Linked DNA regions of Homo sapiens: region 1 is linked to region 2. A link is an interaction called in ENCODE POLR2A ChIA-PET data of the cell type or tissue named here. Cell type or tissue: A673. All regions are shown on one strand.

The links. ChIA-PET counts read pairs that join two places held together with the same protein. Peaks named below come from ENCODE experiments on the same cell type or tissue, not always from the same donor. Only the 100,000 strongest peaks of a DNase experiment are listed, where the experiment ranks them.
Region 1: POLR2A ChIA-PET joins it to region 2 with 10 read pairs; 22 of 35 experiments call an interaction of 5 or more read pairs at or near these places.

The regions. Positions count from the first base shown.
Region 1 is chr3:49,373,779-49,376,278 of GRCh38, forward strand. RHOA (ras homolog family member A) reads right to left here. Exons shown (of 5, transcript NM_001664.4): 2 at 1,656-1,813. The coding sequence starts at 1,811. Among named protein-coding and RNA genes, the nearest start is that of GPX1, 17 kb to the left of the region's middle. In A673, no CTCF peak of the experiment used is centred here; no DNase peak of the experiment used is centred here.
Region 2 is chr3:49,425,753-49,428,252 of GRCh38, forward strand. It overlaps NICN1 (nicolin 1, tubulin polyglutamylase complex subunit), which reads right to left. Exons shown (of 6, transcript NM_032316.3): 2 at 500-676; 3 at 131-244. Among named protein-coding and RNA genes, the nearest start is that of NICN1, 2.3 kb to the right of the region's middle. In A673, no CTCF peak of the experiment used is centred here; no DNase peak of the experiment used is centred here.

The DNA.
Region 1 (2,500 bases), 52 kb before region 2:
AAAGTACAATCCCTGTCTCTTTATTTAAGAGAAAAAAAAAAAAGTATGAGAGGCCAAGCAAAGCATTACTTAGACAACAAAAGGAAGCAGAAGATTAAAAAAAAAAACAAAAACAAACCAAAACCAAAATTAAAACCCAAAAAAACCCTCCAATTTCACAAGAGCTTTGTTCCAGTCTTGCCAGAGGGCTTTTAGGACAGAAATGGGGAAGCACTGTTCTCACCATCAATGACAATAAAATAAAACAACTGTGGCAGGCTATTTTATGTTAAAGTAAAAAAAAATCTTTTGGCCGGGCACAGTGGCTCATGCCTGTAATCCCAGCACTTTGGGAGGCCGAGACGGGCAGATCACAAGATCAGGAGATCGAGACCATCCTGGCTAACACGGTGAAACCCCGTCTCTACTAAAAATACAAAAAATTAGCCAGTCTGGTGGTGGACACCTGTAGTCCCAGCTACTTGGGAGGATGAGGCAGGAGAACAGCGTGAACCCAGGAGGCAGAGCTTGAACTAGTAATCTAATACTGGGACATCTGATTAAATACTTTGACAGAATTTTTGTCAAAGTCCAAGCATACAAAGAAGTTCATCTGAGCATTATCTATATGGCAATGAACTAAACTTCAAATATACGTAAACTTGAAAAGAGCACATATGGCTGGGCAAGGTGGCTCACGCCTGTAATCCCAGCACTTTGGGAGGCTGAGGCAGGTGGATCATCTGAGGTCAGGAGCTTGAGACCAGCCTGGCCAACATGGCAAAATTGCATCTTTACAAAATACAAGTATTAGCCAGGCATGGCGGCGTGCGCCTGTAATCCCAGCTACTCTACTCTGGAGGCTGAGGCAAAAGAATTGCTTGAACCCGGGAGGTGGAGGTTGCAGCGAGCTGAGATTGTACCACTGCACTCCAGCCTGGGCGACAGAGCGAGACTCTGTCTCAAACAACAAAACAAAACAAAAAAAAAACACATATGCTAAGGACACCATGTCAAATACATATGAATGTAAACAAAGTCTGGATGAGTAGCAGTTAAAAATGAAAAAACAGCCAATCACCTGCGGTCAGGAGTTCATGACCAGCCTGGCCAACGTAGTGAAACCCCATTTCTACTAAAAATACAAAAATCAGCCAGGTGTGGTGGCATATTCCCGTAATCCCAGCTACTGGGGAGGCTGAGGCAGGAGAATCCTTTAAACCTGGGGGAAGGCTGGGCACAGTGGCTCACTCCTGTAATCCCAGCACTTTGGGAGGCTGAGGTGGGTGGATCACCCGAGGTCAGAAGTTTGAGACCAGCCTGGTGAAACCCCATCTCTACTAAACGAAAAATGAGCTCAGCATGGTGGCAACATGCCTGTAATCCCTGCTATTTGGGAGGCTGAGGCAGGAGAATCACTTGAACCTGGGAGGCAGAGGTTGCAGTGAGCCAAGACCGAGCCACTGCACTCTAGCCTGGGCAACAGAATGAGACTCCGTCTCCAAAAAAAAAAAAAGAACAAACTTGGACTAAGATGGCAGGATGAGAATGGATTCTTCTTTCCAACATTTTTGTTATATGGTATACTGAAGAGGCAAAAAGCTCTAATTCTCTACATGCTCCATAAATATTCTAACATGGAAAATGGCATCAGTTGTTATGAAAAGTATACTCACCTGCTTTCCATCCACCTCGATATCTGCCACATAGTTCTCAAACACTGTGGGCACATACACCTCTGGGAACTGGTCCTTGCTGAAGACTATGAGCAAGCATGTCTTTCCACAGGCTCCATCACCAACAATCACCAGTTTCTTCCGGATGGCAGCCATTGCTGAAACACAAAACACAGATATTACCTGCAATGCACAAGAAGTCATAGGTAGCTTACAGGATGACACATGCTTTGGTAACCATGGGGCATAAACCTCTATTAGCATACTCAAATTCAAACTTCTAGTACGCCGATCCACCTGGCACCAAAAGGTTATACATTAAAAACTCGTAACTAACATTATACTTAATGGTAAAAGACTGAAAAAAAGGTCTGCCCCCTAAGATCAGGAACAAGACAAGAATGTCTGTTCTTGCCACTTCTTTTTTTTTTTGAGACGGAGTCTCACTCTGTCGCCCAGGCTGGAGTGCACTGGCCCAATCTCAGTTCACTGCAACCTCCAGCCTCCCGGGTTCAAGCAATTCTCCTGCCTCAGACTCCCAAGTAGCTGGGATTACAGGCACGTACCACCACATCCAGCTAATTTTTGATAGAGATGGGGTTTCACCTTGTTGGCCAGGCTGGTCTTGAACTCCTGACCTCAGGTGATCCACCTGCCTCAGCCTCCCAAAGTGCTGGGATTACAGGCGTGAGCCACCACGCCTGGCCTGTTCTTGCTACTTCTATCCAGCAGGATACTGGAGGTCCTAGCCAGGGCAATAAGGTAAGAAAATGAAATAAAAGACATCCAAATTGGAAAGGAAGAAGTAAAACTATCTCAATTCACACATGAGATGATTTTGTAAT
Region 2 (2,500 bases):
TCACACCCAGCTAACCTCCATGAAGGCCCCATTCACAATCTTCACCCATTACCCACCCCACCACCTAGCTTTCCCAGTCATAGAAGCTTTCTGGGGAAAGGGCCAGCCAGCAGCTGAGCTAGTCACTTACCTTTGGTCCCTGCTGATAGATCTGCAGCTCCTCCACTGTGAAAGACAGCCACAGTGGTGATGGCTGCCGCAGAATCAGGCGTAGCTCCGATATTCTAGCCATGTCACACAGCATCTGACACACACACACAAGGACCCAGCAAGGATCCAGCTCACTGCCCAGAAGCCTCCCAACCAGCAATGAGCCAGAATGCTGCCCACCCCACAGGCCTTGGGAAGGAAGGAACAGTAGTCCCTCCAAGGCACTTCCCTGGAAGTCACAGTTCAGGCCAGACTGGCCCCCTCTTCCCTCTTGGTATATTGATCCAATCCCCCCACCTCTGGTAAGTCCTCATCTGGGCTGCCCTGGCCATCCTGAGGCCCAGCTGACCTGATGCTTGAACAGCGATACATACTCCTGGGCTCCCTCCTCACTGTGTGGGTCAGGCATTAGGCAGTAGTCCCGCAGGCAGGTCACCCACTTGGCAGGTGTGTGTGCTGAGGTGTACTGACGGACACGGATGCTCAAAAAAGCTGTGTAGTAATTCTTAAACGTGATTTCCTGCAACTAGAACACATACAACCCATTACAACAAGTCAGACCCAGGCCCAGGGGCCTGAAAAGCTCAAAGATCAAAGGTGCCACCTCTTCCTTCTCCCCACCTTTTCTTTTTTTTTTTTTTTTGAGAGGAAATCTTGCTCTTTTGCCCAGGCTGGAGTGCAGTAGCGTGATCTCAGCTCACTGCAACCTCCACCTCCCAGGTTCAAGCGATTCTCCTGCCTCAGCCTCCCTAGTAGCCGGGACTACAGGTACGTGCCACCACGCCCAGCTAATTGTTTTGTACTTTTAGTAGAGACAGAATTTCACCATGTTGGCCAGGATGCTCTCAAATTCCTGACCTTAGGTGATCCACCTGCCTCTTCCCCTTTCAATGTACTCTTCTACTAAACTAACAATTTCAACAAGTATCACTAGGGCCCAAAGACAATTCTGCCTTCCTAAAGGTGCTCACAGTCTAAATGAGTAGGTCCTGGAAACAAACCACGACTGCAGATCTTGCCACACGTCCAAGATGCTGCTAGAGAGCAGCGCTCTAACCCTGGAAGAGGCAGAAAATGTACATATGAGGCCTGAAGGAGGAAGAGTTCACCAAGTGGACTAAGAAATGTAGAAAACGTGGCCGGGCACGGTGGCTCAAGCCTGTAATCCCAGCACTTTCGGAGGCCGAGGCGGGCGGATCACAAGGTCAGGAGATTGAGACCATCCTGGCTAACACAGTGAAACCCCGTCTCTACTAAAAATACAAAAAATTAGCCGGGCTTGGTGGCGGGCACCTGTAGTCCCAGCTACTCGGGAGGCTGAGGCAGGAGAATGGCGTGAACCCAGGAGGCGGAGCTTGCAGTGAGCTGAGATCGCGCCATTCCACTCCAGCCTGGGCGCGACAGAGCAAGACACGGTCTCAAAAAAAAAAAAAAAGAGATGTAGAAAACGTAGGCTGGGTGCAGTGGCTTACATCTGTCTGTAATGCCAGCACTTTGGGAGGCTGGGGCGGGTGGATCATTTAAGTTCAGGAGTTCGAGACCAGCCTGACCAACATAGTGAAACCCAATCTCTACTAAAAATACAAAAATATTAGCTGAGCGTGGTGGCGCATGCCTGTAATCCCAGCTACTCGGGAGGCTGAGGCAGGAGAATTGCTTGAACCCAGGAGGTGGAGGTTGCAGTGAGCCAAGATCAAGCCACTGTACTCCAGCCTGGGTGACAAAACGAGGCTACCTCTCAGAAAAAAAAAAAAAAAAAAAGAAATGTAGATAATGTAAAAGTAGCATATACAAATAATTACCAAAGGGTGAGAGAACCTGGTGTGCCACTGGAACAGCCAGTGATTCAGCTTGACTACTGCAGTGGATCTTGTCATTGGATACTCATCAGAATTACCCAAGAAAATGTGTTACCAAATAAATTGTCCTGGCTTCACCTTAGTCTACTAAGTCAGGATTTCCAAGGTTGGGCTCTTTAATTAAGTTTCCCATTTGATGGTAAGGAACAGCTTGGGGGAGAACCACACACCACAGCACAAAGCTCCTGAGACAAGAGAGACAGGGCTGGGCACGGTGGCTCATGCCGTGGGTGGATCACCTGACGTCACAAGTTCGAGACCAGCCTGTCCCACATGGTGAAACCCCGTTTCTACTAAAAATACAAAAATTTAGCCGGGCGTGATGGTGGGTGCCTGTAATCCCAGCTACTTGGGAGGCTGAGGCAGGATAATTGCCTGAACCCAGGAGGCGGAGGTTGCAGTGAGCCGAGATCGCGCCACTGCACTCCAGCCTGGGCAACAAGAGTGAACCTCCATCTCAAAAAAAAAAAGAGACAGAAACAGGTGGGGCA